2 separate regions of the Homo sapiens genome follow, and region 1 is linked to region 2. The links are chromatin loops, found by intact Hi-C in ENCODE. Cell type or tissue: HepG2. All regions are shown on one strand. Each heading gives the region's core, and the rest is flanking DNA. Links, peaks and the distances in the headings are about the cores only.

Region 1 (8,340 bases), core at 237-8,236, 240 kb before region 2:
ATACCTAGCTAATTTTTATTTTTTGTAGAGAGGAGGGTCTCACTATGTTACCCAGACTGGTTTTTAACTCTTGACCTCAAGTGATCCTCCTGCTTTGGCCTTCCAAAGTGCTGGCATTACAGGAGATAGCCACTGTACCTGGCCCCTCCATACTGTTTGTTTCCATATTTATTACTGTGGTAAAATATACATAATATAAAATTATTTTAAGCATGTTTAAGTGTACAGAGTTCTGTGGCATTAAGTAAATCCATATTGTTATGCAAACATCACCACCATCAATCTCTGGAATAACCACATTTAAAATAATATAGTCTATAAGAATATAAGTAAGGAGTTTTTTTTTTTTTTTTTTTTTTTTGCTCTGTTGTTGCCAGGCGGGAGTGCAGTGGCATGATCTCAGCTCACTGCAACTTCCACCTCGTGGGTTCAAGAAATTCTGTCTCAGCTTTCCCAGTAGCTGGGACTACAGGCATGCACCACCATGCCCAGCTAATTTTTTGTGTTTTCAGTAGAGACGGGGTTTCGCCATGTTGCCAGTCTGGTCTCGAACTCCTGACCTCAAGTAATCCACCTGCCTCGGCCTCCTAAACTGCTGGGGTTACAGGCATGAGCCACTGTGCCCGGCCAAGAAAATAAGAAATTTTCTTTTTAGTTCTGGGATACACGTGCAAAAAAACGTGCAGGTTTGTTACATAGGTATACATGTGCCATGGTGGTTTGCTGCACCTATCAACCCGTCATCTAAGTTTTAAGCCCCACATGCATTAGGTATTTGTCCTAATGCTCTCCCTCCCCTTGCCCCCCAATCCCCAGCAGGCCCTGGTGTGTGATGTTCCCCTCCCTGTGTCCATGTGATCTCATTGTTCAACTCCCACTAATAAGTGAAAACATGCAGTGTTTGGTTTTCTGTTCCTGTGTTAGTTTGCTGAGGATGATAGTTTCCAGTTTCATCCATGTCCCCGCAAAGGACATGAACTCGTTCTTTTTTATGGCTGCATAGTATTCCACGGTATATACGTGCATTTTCTTTATCCAGTCTATCATTGATAGGCATTTGGGTTGGTTCCAAGTCTTCGCTATCGTAAATAGTGCTGCAATAAACATACGTGTGCATGTCTTTATAGTAGAATGATTTATAATCCTTTGGGTATATATCCAGTAATGGGATTGCTGGGTCAAATGGTATTTCTGGTTTTAGATCCTTGAGGAAATGCCACACTGTCTTCCCCAATGGTTGAACTAATTTACACTCCCACCAACAGTGTAAAAGCGTTCCTATTTCTCCACATTCTCGCCAGCATCTGTTGTTTCCTGACTTTTTAACGACTGCCATTCTAACTGGCGTGAGATGGTATCTCATTGTAGTTTTGATTTGCATCTAATGACCAATGATGATGAGCTTTTTTAAAATTGTTTGTTGGCCGCATAAATGTCTTCTTTTGAGAAGTGTCTGTTCATATCCTTTGCCCACTTTTTGAAGGGATTGTTTTTTTCTTATAAATTTAAGTTCCTTGTAGATTCTGGATATTAGACCTTTGTCAGATGGATAGATTCCAAAAATTTTCTCCCATTCTGTAGGTTGCCTGTTCACTCTGATGATGGTTTCTTTTGCTGTGCTGAAGCTCTTTAATTAGATCCCATTTGTCAATTTTGGCTTTTGTTGCAATTGCTTTTGATGTTTTAGACATGAAGTCCTTGCCCATGCCTATGTCCTGAATGGTATTACCTAGGTTTTCTTCTAGGGTTTTTATGGTTTTAGGTTTTACGTTTAAGTCTTTAATCCATCTGAGTTAATTTTTGCATAAGGTGTTAAGGAAGGGGTCCAGTTTCAGCTTTCTACATATGGCTAGCCAGTTTTCCCAGCACCATTTATTAAATAGGGAATCCTTTCCCTACTGCTTGTTTTTTGCTAGGTTTGTCGAGGATCAGATGGTTGTAGACGTGTGGTGTTATTTCTGAGGCCTCTAAGTAAGAAATTCTTAAAAGAGCTTTGAGCATTCTTTTTTTTTTTTTTTTTTTTTTTTTTTTTGAGATAGGGTCATGCTCTGTTGCCCTGGCTAGACTACAGTGGTGCAATCTCAGCTCACTGCAACCTCTGCCTCCCAGGTTCAAGTGATTCTCCTGCCTCAGCCTCCCGACTAGCTGGGATTACAGGCACACACCACCATGCCTAATTTTTTTTTTTTTTGTATTTTTAGTAGACATGGGGTTTCACCATGTTGGACAGGCTGGTCTCAAACTCCTGATCTCTGGTGATCCACCCGCCTCCACCTCCCAAAGTGCTGGGATTATAGGCGTGAGACACTGTATCTCCTGCCTCCCTTTTTTTTTCTTAAAATTGTATTTTTTTTATTCTTTTGCCTGGGAACATAAATTCAGTATAGAATAGAATGTGTTCTCAGCATTCTCATCAGAGATAGAGTTTGCTGTGTTGTCCAGGCTGGAGTGCAGGGGCAAGATCATAACTCAGTGCAGATTCTAATTCCTGGCCTCAAACGATCCTCCCACTTCTGCCTCCCAAGTAGCTAAGACTACAGGCTCAAGTCCACACTGGATTAGCTTCTGGCAAGAGGAATCAGGAAAGATCATCAGAGTTTAGCATGGGAAAAGAGCAGGTAGACTTTCTTAGCTATATCATAAAGCATGGTCAGGATGTGATATGGTTTGGCTGTATGTCCCTATCCAAATCTCATCTTGAATTGTAATCCCCACGTGTAAACCCCCAGGTGACCGTATCATGGGGGCAGTTCCCCTATGCTCTTCTCGTGATAATGAGTGAGTTCTCACGAAAGCTGACAGTTTATAAGGGGCTCTTTCTGCTCACTTTCTCTTTCCTGGCACCTTGTGAAGCAGGTACTTGCTTCTTTGCCTTCCATGCTTGTAAGTTTCCTGAGGCCTCCCCAGCTATGCAATACTGTGAGTCAATTAAACTTCTTTCCTTTACAAATTACCCAGTCTCGGGTAGTAAATTTATAGCAGTGTGAAAATGGAGTAAGACAGGAGGAAACAGGAAACGATTATTGCTAAGTAAGAATGATGAAGTGGTCAATATCTAGGATGTATTTTTTGAGTGTGACCGGGTCTCACTCTGTTACCTAGGCTGGAGTGCAGTGGCACGACCACGGCTTAATGTAGCCTCAACCACTTGGGCTCAAGTGATCCTTCTACCTCAGCCTCCTAAGTAGCTGGGACTACTAGTCCATGCCACCATGCCCAGATAATTAAAAAACAAAAAACAAACAAAAAAAAACAACGTTTAAGTCTCCCTATGTTTCCCAGGCTGGTCTTGAACACCTGGGCTCAAGTGATCTTCCCACCTCTGCCTCCCAAAGGGCTAAAATTATAGGCATGAGCCACCACGCCCAGCCTATCATTTGTTTTAACTGGAAATAAGAGTAATTACAGTTTGTAAGAAAATGCAGTAGAATAAACTATATCAGAGAAAACACAGAGTGAAAGTGCCTACCATACCGCCTGAACATCGATGCTTAAAACAAATTATAGCCGGGTGTGGTGGCTCATGCCTGTAATCCCAGCACTTTGGGAGGCAGAGGCAGGAGGATTGCTTGAGCTCAGGAGTTCAAAACCAGCCTGGGCAACACAGCAAGACCCTGTCACTATTTATTAAAAAATAAAAATTAAAATAACAATTTTAAAACCAAATTATACATTATATATAAAATTATAAATAAAAATCGAGAAAAATGTTTGTGTCAGAGAGTAACAAGGAATCACTCCAGTATTATTACTGTGTGATTCTGGCATGTCATTGATGTCAGATGCTGGCAGTGAAGCACAAAAGAGACAGGTGCTCCCCCTAGCTAGACTACTGGCTCACTTTCTGCCCACACACACTCCTGGCCCCTCAGGGCAGACCTGGGTTCCCACTACAGATTATGCATATTTTATGAATTTACCTCTCCCCACTCTCCTTACCACCAGTTTGGAAGCTTCCAAAGGCTAGGCATATCTTATTCATCTTTTAAACAAGCATCTAGCAATGTCTGGAATATAACAGACAGTTCATAAATGTTCATTTATTGGACAGTTCTGGGGAAAACTTATCAGAGAAATCTAGCCCTGTTTCAGGCTGCTGTGAACTTACTGAATGCAGTAACATGTGTTATTAAACTTAGCATTGCAAGTACTCAATAAATCAACTGACCCACAGGAGCTACTCAAGTTAAAGTTAACAACTCTAAAAAAGAAATTTAGTTAGAAAAAAACAATTGATCGGATGTTTTGAGGGAAGAAAACTGAACAAATATCAATTATAGATAAGAATCATGCTGAGGTCTAAACAAAAACGCTCTAAAACTGCAATTTATCCCAACTTAAGCATATCAACATAATCTGGCCTTCTAAACTAAGACAAAAATTCTATCAATTCACTATGTTGTCCCATTTAGAGCTGGTATCACAGTTTCTCAATTTTCAACTTAATTCCTTCCTTTCTTTTTTTTTTGAGACGGGGTCTCACTCTGTCACCCAGGCTGGAGTGCAGTGGTACCATTATAGCTCACTGCAGCCTTAACCTCCTTGGCTCAAATGATTCTCCCACCTCAACCTCCTGAGTAGCTGGGACTACAGGTATGCATCACCACACCCAGCTTTTAGACAAGAGAGACAGAGTTTGTAGAAAGGACTTACCTATGTTAATAGTTCAACCAATACCAACTTAAATATTATTAAAAATTATTTATACAACTGCACATTGCCATATTACATAGGGGGTTAACATGTAAGAATACAAAACATTAAGACAGGTGTAATGGCTCACATCTGTAGTACCAGCTACTCAGAAGACTGAGGCAGATAAGAGGATCACTTGAGCTCACGAGCTCAAGACCAACCTGGGCAATGTAGTGAGATTCTGTCTCTTAAAACACATACACACACAAAACCCCACAAATCATTAAATGATGATACTGTATGAGAAATTAATTAATTATACAAAAATTAGCTGGGCATGGTGGCACGTGCCTGTAATCCCAGCTACTTGGTAGGCTGAAGCAGGAGAATTGCTTGAACCTGGGAAGTGGAGGTTGCAGTGAGCCGAGATCGCACCACTGCACTCCAGCCTGGCAACAGAGCGAGACTCTGTCTCAAAAAAAGAAAAAAATAATAAATTAATTAATTCTGGCTAGAAAATATCTAAACCATGATCCTGGCTAGAACAGATTGCAGTCAATTTTGTTTGGCATCATCTTCAGTGTTGGCACTGGTTTGCTGACCGACCCTGAACCACCATGAACCTGCTGCCCACTAGTTTATCAGCACCAACTTTCTTTCCTTTATGTGGGTATTCAAAGGAGTTTACATAAAAGGTTTCGAGTGAGAAAATAAACTTCAAAAGTTGAAAAACCTTGTGCCTGGCCTTAATATTATCAGTGGGATGACAACACAAAGTTACAATTTCTATGTAAAACTGGGCCTCTAGGAGGAAAGAATGGTATCTAATATTTCATTCACCACCCAACAATAGGGTTATGCATTAAGATCTTATTATTTGATGAATGTGCAGTGTTATATTTAATGACTATTTCCTCAGTCGTTTACTACTGGCTTCCTAAATGAATGCTTTTTCCATAGCCTCATGATATTTTTTAGGGTTTGAGACAGGGTTCCATTCTGTCACACAGGCTGGAGTGCAGTGGTGTGATCTTGGCTCACTGTAACCTCCGCCCCCAGGGTTCAAGTGATGCTCCCACCTCAGGTTCCTGAGTAGCTGGGACTAGAGGGGCACGCCACCACAGCTGGCTAATTTTTGTATTTCTAGTAGAGACAGGGTTTTGCCATGTTGGTCAGGCTGGTCTTGAACTCCTGACCTCAAGTGATCCACCCACCTCAGACTCCCAAAGTGCTGGAATTACAGGAGTGAGCCACCATGCCCGGCCTCATGTTTTGATAATAGATTCTCCAAGTGCCTTTTGATTTCCATTATTTCAATGTTACATGAGCAAACTCTAGACATAAAATTGGCAAACCTTTTCTTAAAGGGCAAGATAGTAAACATACTGTTTCAACTACTCAGTTCTGCCCTTATAGAGTAAAAGTGGTCTTAGATAATATGGGAAGAAATGGGTATGCTGTGTTCCAATAAAACTTTATTTATAAAAAAAGGTAAGCCCATAATTTGCCAACCCTTGCTCTATTTAAACTCCTCAGTGTCCTAAGAATGTCCTCAGTTATATACCATGGGGGAATCTTTGGGTGTAAATTTAAGACAAGACCTGGTGATATACACATACATGCCTAGCTGACAAGATTTTTCTCTACTTGTTTCCACTTGAAGATAACCAGTAAAGTCAAGACAAGAGAGGGGTGAGATACCAAGACCAGACACAAGGAGGGGCTTTGAGACTCCTCTGTTTCTCAATATGGACGAGACTTATACAACAGAGAACTTCATCCCACAAGGGCAGGACTAGAAAAAACGGAAAGCAAACAAGCTATAGGTGGCAGGTGCTAAAATAACTTTAGGAAAGCCAAAAGAAATGCTCCATCAGTGATAAAATCAAAGTTTACAGAACAAATAATTATCAAATGACCATTCCAATACTGCTGGACACAAAGTAACTTTACAAAATTATTTTAAGTAATTCTCTACTTCTCTGCTAAGAGATTAAGTGATTCTCTGCCAAGAGACACTGGCTTCATTTATTTTGGTGGCTCAAATTATATACTCCATCATTCAATGTCAGCAACTACAATGGTGGTCCTAAGTAAAACCAAAATAGTTTTAAGCAGCCTTGGAAGGAAAAAAAAAAAGGTTAATCAACTACCTTTAGAATCTCTAGCCCAATCTCAAGGTATACCCCTATCAGATATGCCATGTCTTCATGCTTGCCTTTTTTCTCAACTTAACAAAATTAATTATCATGAAAGAATCAAAACTTACTCACTTAAGACTTCCAAACTAATGAAAGTACAATTTTATTTCTTGCAAATCAAATGAACTTACTCTAAACTGAAATTCCAGGCATTAGCAAAAAAAGGAAATAACAGATGATCACAGTGTAGCTTAAAGCCATATCCTAGAAGGGCCAACCACAACCATTTGTTAATGTGGCAAAGCAAAGAACAGTGTCTACTCTTCCCTTCTTCACATGGCCACCTGGTTAAATTTCCCAGCTTCTTTTGTAGCTAAGTACAGCAATGCGCAGAAACAGAAATAATACGACTTCCTGGTTGTGTCCTTCAAGGGCAGAAATAAACATTCCCCTTGGCTAGAATGTGAATATGATGTTAGAAGCTGATAGTCAAGCCACAATACTAACCCTGGACTGTACCTGAAACCTCTCCATGTGGAGAAAAAAACCAAAAAAACAAAAAATTATCCTCTTTATCTGAGAACAGCCCAAACTCTATACTACCTGATACAACCTTTCTGGCAAGCTATAGCAAACGTCACATTTTACTAACACATTCCAAATTCCTAGGTTGTCAGTTAAATATTTCTTTAAAGAAGTAGTGGCCAGGCGCGGTGGCTCATGCCTGTATTTTGGGAGGCTGAAGTGGGCATATCACTTGAGGCCAGGAGTTCGAGACCAGCCTGGGCAACACGATGAAACCCCATCTTTACTAAAAATACAAAAATTAGCCAGGCATGGTGGTGCACGACCTATATATTCCCAGCTACTTGGGAGGCTGAAGCATGAGAATTGCTTGAACCAGGGAGGCAGAGGCTGCAGTAAGCTGAGACTGCACTATTGCACTCCAGCCTGGGCAACAGGGTGAGAGACTGTCTCAAAAATAAATAAATAAATAAAACAAACAAACAAACAAAAAAATGAAGTAGAACTTTGGTTGAAAGCTTTGTCTTTTAACTAAGGAATCAAAACAGTAAACTGCAGTTCCAGTTTCCTGTGCTGGGTCTAAGGAAGGGATGGCAGGCACCACGTCCAGCTTCCTGACAGGCACCTACGGCAAGAAGCCCCTGACGAGAAACAGGCCAAGGAGATGTATGAGGAAGACAAGGATTTCAAGCAGAAACAAGAAGAGGAGCAGAAAAAACTTGAGGAGCTAAAAGCAAAGGCCACAGGGAAGGGTTCCCTGGATAGGTGGAATTAAGAAATCCGGCAAAAGTCTATGGCCATTCTATCCTGAATGCAATTGCTCGTCTGATCTCAGAAGCTAAGCGGGGTTGGGCCTGGTTAGTACTTAGAAGGGAGAAATCTGGAAAACAAGAACAAAAACCAAAAAACAAACCACTGTGTCCGAGGCAATGATGACCCTTGATCCCATTCCTATTTAAATATCTGCATTTCCTACTATAAAATCTTCTGCTTCCACTCTAGGAAGCAAAGGATGAAATGTCTTGGAGCCTGTTGCACA
Region 2 (8,340 bases), core at 171-8,170:
GGAGTGGAACTGGGCCTTGAAGGCTGGAGGGTTGGAGATTCTGTTGGTGCAAAGGTTGGGGGGAGTATGAGGCAGTAGCTGTTTGGTTTTTCCTAAGCAAAGGAAATCATGAGGGGCATCTTTATCATCTCTTCCTTCTCTGAAGTTTTATGTTTCTGGGGAAAACACAAGAGTTGGGGCTGGGCGCAGTGGCTCACGCCTGTAATCCTAGCACTTTGGGAGGCCGAGGTGGGCAGGGCAGATTGCCTGAGCTCAGGAGTTCGAGACCAGCCTGGCCAACATGGTGAAACCCCATCTCTACTGAAATACCAAAAAAAAAAAAAAATTAGCTGAGTGTGATGGCGCACATCTATAATCTCAGCTACTCGGGAGGCTGAGGCATGAGAATCACTTGTACCCAGGAGGCCAAGATTGCGCCATTGCACTCCAGCCTGGGTGACAGAGCGAGACTCTGTCTCCAGAAACAAACAAACAAAAAACCGGAGTTGGCAATTACAGAGTATATTCAGAGAACTACAGACTCAGAAAGGTTCTACTTCCATTTATGTCAGAGTAGCTCCTATTTGATCAAATTACCTATTGATCACCTCTGCAAACTCTGGACAAAATCTGAAAAATAACTATCCAGAAGGCACTGCTTATCAAAAGCAGGGAGAAAGTAGAGCACAGCCAACACTTGGAAGAAAGGATTGATACTGGTGAGTTTCTCATTTTTATAGTTTTTCTCCTGAGGGCAGATCACAGTTAGTCTTATACGGATGTCTAAAACTCAGTAGAAACCTGCTGTTTTTAGCTCGAAGAACCAGAGAAGAGCAAATCAGTGACCATAACAGCTGGAAAGTATAAGGAGAAATCTGGGAAAGGAGAGAACCACAGAGGAATAGCCTGAAATTTTTCCTGTAAACTCTGCCCAAATCTTGGGCTGACCTGTGAAATATACATACACAGCAAATGCTAAAATAACTGAACGGAGATTTTCGCTGCTACGCATCATGGAGGAGACAGAGTTTGGAGCTTGAGGCTAACCAAGTTAATTACCTGCTAACATAGCAACAACAACAAAAAATCAATATACTTAAGAATCCCAAGTCTCCACGACATACCATATACAGTGTCCAGAATACAGTCCCAAGTTACCATGCCCCTCATCAGGGTACATGGCTGGACAGAGTATGGACTGGATTTCAGCTCCTAATTGCTGCCTCGAGGAGGGGCATGAACCAGGTATACTTGAGAGATTGCACGAAACAAGATAAATAGAAGAGAAATCAGAGGATAGGGCATGGAGGAGGTCAGGGACGAGGACAAGCCACCTAGGGCTCCAACGGTTTCAGTCTGAATAACCAGAGAAATGGCAGGACCCTTAACAGACAAACCAAAATGCTACAGGTAGGAGAACGGGGCTTACAAACAGTTGGAAATTTAGGACTGAAGATAAAGATGTAGAGGTCATTTATAAAGGTGTGTTAGTTTGGAGCCTAAAGGAGTCAATGACATCATCTGAACTGACATAGAAAAAGGAAGAGATGAGGGTGTGGGTGGGGTTGAAAAGTATGTTTTCACTAGAGTCAATGGAAGGAAACAGAGCCAGAGGACTAGTATAGTTTAATCAAAGGCACAGGAGAAACTATACACGTTCCTCACCATTTTACTGAAGACTTTTAAAACATAGAATTAATTTACTAGGCTAGGCGCGGTGGCTTACGCCTGTAATCCCAGCACTTTGGGAGGCTGAAGTGGGTGGATCACAAGGTCAAGAGATGGAGACCATCCTGGTCAACATGGTAAAACCCCATCTCTACTAAAAATACAAAAATTAGCTGGGTGTGGTGGCGCATGCCTTTTAGTCACAGCTACTCGGGAGGCTGAAGCAGGAGAATCACTTGAACCCAGGAGGCGGAGGTTGTAGTGAGCCGAAATCACGCCAGTACACTCCAGCCTGGCGACAGAGAGAGACTTCGTCTCAAAAGCAAACAAACAAACAAAAAAACAGAAGTAATTTACTAGATCAGTAATATCTTAGGGTTTGGATGTTACTTTGTAGAAAATCTTAATATAGTAAGCCACTGTCATAAGTTTATTAATTACCTAATCTTACTGCTTTTTAGCCTTAGCATATGTGAAAAACTGTAAGTTGTAAATTACTATACACATTTACATGGGAATATAAAAATTATCTTGCATACATGTTTGTACTGTCAATTTCTTTCCTGAACTTTCTGCATTGTCTCCCTATCATGTCCTATATAAATCCAAATAGTTACATAGTCACATCATCCGAACTGCAGCCTTTGCAATGCACTTCTTAATCTCCCCCTTCACTGCTTTATTAAAGCCAACGATGCTTTGTCTTTCTCAGGCTACTTCTTTATGCCAAATTCCATTCAATTTCGTGTTCATGAAATAGATTTCTACTTCCCTACACTGGGCTATTTCCCTCTGTTGAAAACCCACCTTCTCTAAGAATATCTCTCTCTACTGACGGATGCTCAGTACATACTTGGTAACTAACAAAATCAAAAGAGGCACTGCTGTTTATTATCTGAAGTTCTTACTGACATTTTATTTCCCTGATTCTCTTTTGCCTCCTGTTTAACTGAAAGCAGATGAAATAAGCTTTAAGCAGAAATAGAATAATTTTAGCATGGATTTATTTATGTCTTATCTGATTCCAAAAAGTATTTTATATGTGTGTACAGATACACACACACAACCATATACACACAGAATTAAATTTTTTAAAAATCAGGACAAAGGGAAAATAATGAATACTTAAGCTGAAAGACAGAAAAGTTAATATACATAAATCTACATCATAAACTTCTACATAGTTCTTAAAATCAAACAATTAAGTCAACACTCAGCCTTCTATCAGCCAAAGAGGGGAAAAGATATTCAGTAAGTTAGAAGATAAAAACAAACCAGTTACTCAGAAGTGATGATTTTTACTGGCACTTGTACCTTTCATAAATGGACTTCTGAAAGATGCCAGGAGACATTTCCTCAGCACCATTCCTGCTGCCGACATATGCTTGTATCTGATAGATTCTTATATCCAAGCTGAAAACATAATGACAAAGTAAAGTTTAATGAAACTATGCTATAAGGGCAAAAATAGTACTTTACAGCTGAGCTTTTCTCTTTATTTATCTGGCTTGATCCAGAAAAAATAGTTCTAAATGTTTAGAGATTGAATAGATGCATGTTATTCCGGCCTTTCATGGATGTTTTTATCTTTTAATAAAATTTGGGCAGCAGATAATTCAAGGTTGTCTTTTGGCAAGAAGATGAAGTGAATAATTCTGTTAGTCTTACTCATAGTTTGAAGGGCTTGGCCCTTTATTCCAGCAGCACGGGGAGATATTCAGTCTTGCCCTGATTCACTTTTTAATATCTTTTGAATATGAATTAGAATTTTTAACTGAGTATTTCCATGATTTGGAAAGCAGAAGAGTGGGAGGAAGAAAGCAACTCTTCAATATCCACTTCTTTTCCAGCTCTGATTAAGCTTTTCAAATATCCAAGCCTGAGAGAGTTCCATTTCTTTCCAATGGACTCTCACAAAGAAAGCAAAACAAACAAAAACAACAGCAAAAAGCAAAACAAAAGTAACAAAACCTCTGCATTTACAAGACTTTAACGTGTTCAGAAGTTACAGTTCTCAAATTTAAAATAACTTCTTAGCTATTCTAAAGCCTTTTCTCCTTTTTCATTTTGGGATCCTAAATATCTCTTTTTGTGCCACTTAGCTCTGATTTCCAAAGGAAAAAGTTAACACTGGTTCACCTTTCATGTCACATGCACATGCAAGACTGGTGTCAGAGAGTCTAGAACCTGACCTTGCACTATGCAGCTCATCTTTCCCATTTCTTCTGGGTAGATCTCAAAGCCAGACAAATGTACAAGTCTTTCCTCCCAAGGAGATGTAGCAAATACTGCCCTCTACTGAGGGTACAATCAGGATGGCTTGATTATGTTAATGATTAAGTACTGATTTCAATGATTATGGTAGAATAATGCTGGTACTAATTACTTCATCATTATTATATACTTTCTTATTAAAATCATTATATTCAGAAAGAGAATACAAAAGTGGTGGAAACATATTTCAGCCTTGGCCACATTCACTTATTATGTTCTGTAGTCTGGACAATCAGATATCACAGCACTATGTCTGAGGCATTCATGATAATGTTTAAACTTCCTTCTGTTTTGAACTAGCTAAGAAAATACCTTTTCCAGTGGGAAATTAGAAGGAGTTATTACAACATTATTTTAACAAAGGAGCTTGTGAAATAATTCTAGCAACAGTTGGGCTATTTTTCTTCCCCTTGCCAGTATTTTTTTTTTGTATCTACTGGATTGCTAATATTCAGAGTAATTTCACAGGACTAGCTATTAATGCAGTTACAATAAATTTTTTCTTTGTTCTTTATGACTTTAAAGGGTGAATTGTACATGTTTAACAGTACAGGATCATGTTAAAGTAAATGCCTTTTAACAAAAAGCTTCTCAAAAATATTAAACTAACCAATCAAATAATTATACACACACACACACACACAGAGAGAGACATACATTTGTAACGGCATGTTTTTAAAAAATGTTATATTATCTGTGTTCCTGGATCTGGAAAGTATGGGTTCTTTTATTAGGCTAAATGCTTACTGTAATGTACTATCCAGCTCACTTGTGCTGTTCCTGTTTTTCTAGAACAGGGTTTGCTTAGGATTGGCCTGAAGCTAAACAAATCTTAGCAAGGGAGCCGTGAGAATCAAAACCTAGTGATCCGAAGTGTTCCCACAGCATCTGATAAACTCCAAAGCTTAAACCTCTGGTTTCTTTAATTCAGAAACCTTAGATACTGTGAGAACTAGGAGGAGAGTCGAGCCAGGCTAAATCGTCTGGTGGTGAAGATAGCTTCCAGAACATGGTGAGCCAAGGTGTGTGAAGACCCATTTCCTCCAGCCTCACAAACCAAAGCAGCAGCCTTGTTCTTCACAGACTCCCTCTGCCTTCTGACTGCCCCTCACACTACAGTTAAGCTGAAAACTTAAGCTGAATAAAGAAGCTAGGCAAGACTTTCTAACTCTAGAAATATGGAGGGTCTTTCTGAGTGGGGGCTCTGAGCTACACTAGCTCATTTGCTGTTGTTAATTCTGTTGTACGGTCGAACCCAGTTTATCCCATTTCCAAAAGGAGCAACTTGACTTCTCCTAGATTTTAGATGTCTACCAAACAACAGATACCAGGTAATTAGCAAGGTATAGTCTGGTTCATTCAGTCCCAGGTGGTTAGTACAACCCATTCCACTAATTTTTACCATGTCGTGGATATGCTTTTGCAGTTGTTATGTATTGTCTTGGAGTTGTATTGATGCTTACATTTAGCGATGCTCATTAATGATGATGATGCTAATTAGGACGATTTCCTACTTCTTCATCTTCTTTTTCTTCTGTTTTTGAGACACAGTCTCACTGTCACTCAGGCTGGAGTGCAGTGGCATGATCTCAGCTCACTGCAACCTCCGCCCTTCAGGTTCAAGCGATTCTTGTACGTCAGCCTCCTGTGTAGCTACAGGCCTGTGCCACCATGCCTTGCTAATTTTTGTATTTTAGTAGAGATGGGGTTTTGTCATATTGGCCAGGCCAGTCTCGAGCTCAAGCAATCCGCCCGTCTCGGCCTCCCAAACTGCTGGGATTACAGGTGTGAGTCACCACACCTGGCGTCACATTTTCATTTTGGTTTTCTGTTTTTATGCCAATTGTTTCCATCCCCGCTCCCCCTGCTCCCCTGCCCCAGTGAGTCCAGCACGGTGCTTTTCACCTGGTAGATCTGATTCGATAGACCTGACTTGATGTGGCTTGTGTCTTGAGAAAATTGTCAGTTTCAGGATCCCCAGAATTAGACATCTCCAGAATTTGGAGATCTCTTTATTACATACACAAAGCTGGTCGAGTAGAGTAGAGGAGTGTACCCTCCTCTAGTTTGTCACATTGATTTTTTTGTTAAGTCATTGTTTCTACAAGCAAAATATGCCCCCCCCACCCCGCAAAAAAATACTGTATTAACCATTAAAAGGGGATGAGAATTTAGCAAAAATCTGGCAGATTTAGGTAGAACCAACCTCCTGCCATTGAGACTGTGTAAATCAAATGGCAAAACTTTCCCTCAGCACTCCAAAGAACACCCTGAGAAGCAGAATGTGTTAAGAATTGGTGATATTTTCTAGAATGGTGAGATATTTCCCAGCTGGGTGTTTGGACTTCATATTCGTGAGATTTCTCATATTGAGGTGCCATATGAATCTTGGGAAATTATTTACTCTGCAAATACACACATTTCAGTGCTCTGCTTTTCTTTCTTTTTTTCTTTTCTTTTCTTTTTTTTTTTTTCAGACAGAGTCTTGCTCTGTCACCCAGGCTGGAGTGCAGTGGTCCCATCTCAGCTCACTGCAACCTACGCCTCCCAGGTTCCAGTGATTCTCCTGCCTCAGCCTCCTGAGTAGCTAGGATTACAGGCGTGCACCACCCTGCCCAGCTAAATTTTTTTTGTATTTTTAGTAGAGATGGGGTTTCACCATGTTGGCCAGGCTGGTCTTCAACTCCTGACCTCAAGTGATCCACCCATCTCGGCCTCCCAAAGTGCTGGGATTACAAGCATGAGCCACCACACCCAGCCTTGTTTTTCTAATTATTATATTTATTATTTTGGAATCTGGCACATAAAAATAGTCTTAACATCAATTCGTGTGATATTTTCAGTTTGTTTTGAAAAGGATACATTCATCCTAATTCCATTCAAGCATTTTCTATTAAAAGGTACTTCTCTTTAAGATATGAAGTATTGTCATTGCCATGTAAATAAAGTAAGATACCACGCATGTTTGTTTAATGAACAGCTATCAGCGTATTCCTACAAAGGGTTTATAAGGAGGAGTCTATACAGATAAAGAGTAACCCTTAGGACCGTATAATCTAGATAGAGCTTGAAATCATAATCGTCCTACTTCAGCTGAAATAATGGTAGCAGAGCAGAGCATTAGTGAGGCAGAGGAAAAAGAAACTCCAGCTGACAGCTCATTTGGGTATACTGAAGTGGATCATTGTAGGGCAGAAGGTGGTCTGATGGTAATGCTCGTGCATTTCACATTGGTGTGGCATTGAGAAAATTCCCACTTCTGGCACCAGGGTCGATACCAAAGCAGACAACTGGACCATTTCACATATAGGAGAAAAAAGACAGCAAGCAAGCTCTTTATTTTTAAGTTTGTTAGAGAAACTGGGCTACATATAATCAAGCTGTATACTCTTGGTAATTAAGGAAAACAAATACTCTTTGCAAAGTCATTATAGATTTAAAGTTCTTTAAGTTTTCATCAGGTTTCCACAGAAACAAAGAGTTTGAAACAATAGTGGAGAATGCACAAACCATCGAGTAAGTGGATTTTAATTGTTCCTGTTAAGAAAATTATTCAGATAACCAGCCACATCAAAGACTATTAAACTTTTTAATTGCTCAGGTGGAAAGATGGAGAATGTCATCATTATCTATCATAAGAAGAATCAGCCTTAGATAATCCTACTTGAATTTTGAGTTAGAATAACATACTCAAGGATGCTACTAACTGAAGTGCCATTTAGTACTCAAAAGTAATCATATGCTTTAATTATTCATAGGGCACAATGCATGAATTCACAATACTAATTATGGTTTCAAAAAGTGTATTATGCTATGGTTTAGTTACATAGGAGGATCAACTAATGCAAAACAAAAGTATAAATATTTGCAACTGCCATAGATATACTGTGCATGTAATTTAGTTGTTTGTTAGTGTGGTCAAAGGAGTAGAGAAATGTCTTTTCCCTGTGTTTTGCAAAGTTCTTGTAGGATTTAATACAGTGCCTCATATTTATTAAGCATTCAATAGTTATAATTGATTTTGAAGACTTGGTGATAGTGTCTTTATTTATTCATTAATTGTGTGTTATGCAAAACTCTGTTCCCTAGTCTGTGCTAGGTGCTGGGGACACTGAGGTGAATAGAACTCCCTGTCTTGTACAATGACGTAAATGAGTGTGGCAACAGCAAATGTAAATGGCATTGTAGCTCCTCAAGGTCTTTAGTATATGCTTTGTGTTGAATATTTTACATATTCATGATGTATTGTAATATTAGGGAAGATGCAGGGGATGAAATAGCTGAAAAATAACGCACAGTAAATATACTTTGGAATTAATAAAAATCTTTAATGTTGTTTTTCTACATCATTATTTTGGTTTGACTCTTTTCTGTCATTATTTTGCTTCTTTCTCCTTTGGAAAATACTGACAAATCTAA

The links. Peaks named below come from ENCODE experiments on the same cell type or tissue, not always from the same donor. Only the 100,000 strongest peaks of a DNase experiment are listed, where the experiment ranks them.
Region 1: it touches region 2 in a loop (29-fold over the local background); 14 of 110 quality-filtered maps call a loop at or near these places.

Annotation. Positions count from the first base shown.
Region 1 is chr6:108,244,311-108,252,650 of GRCh38, forward strand. The region is part of intron 1 of SNX3 (sorting nexin 3); the gene reads right to left. It also overlaps the pseudogene RNA5SP212. Among named protein-coding and RNA genes, the nearest start is that of SNX3, 13 kb to the right of the region's middle. In HepG2, for the core only: CTCF peaks have their summits at 3,828 and 6,380; no DNase peak of the experiment used is centred there.
Region 2 is chr6:108,488,394-108,496,733 of GRCh38, forward strand. The region is part of intron 10 of AFG1L (AFG1 like ATPase); the gene reads left to right. It overlaps LOC124901370 (a long non-coding RNA gene), which reads right to left. Exons shown (of 3, transcript XR_007059698.1): 1 at 2,962-8,340. Among named protein-coding and RNA genes, the nearest start is that of FOXO3, 68 kb to the right of the region's middle. In HepG2, for the core only: a CTCF peak has its summit at 3,940 (motif pointing left); no DNase peak of the experiment used is centred there.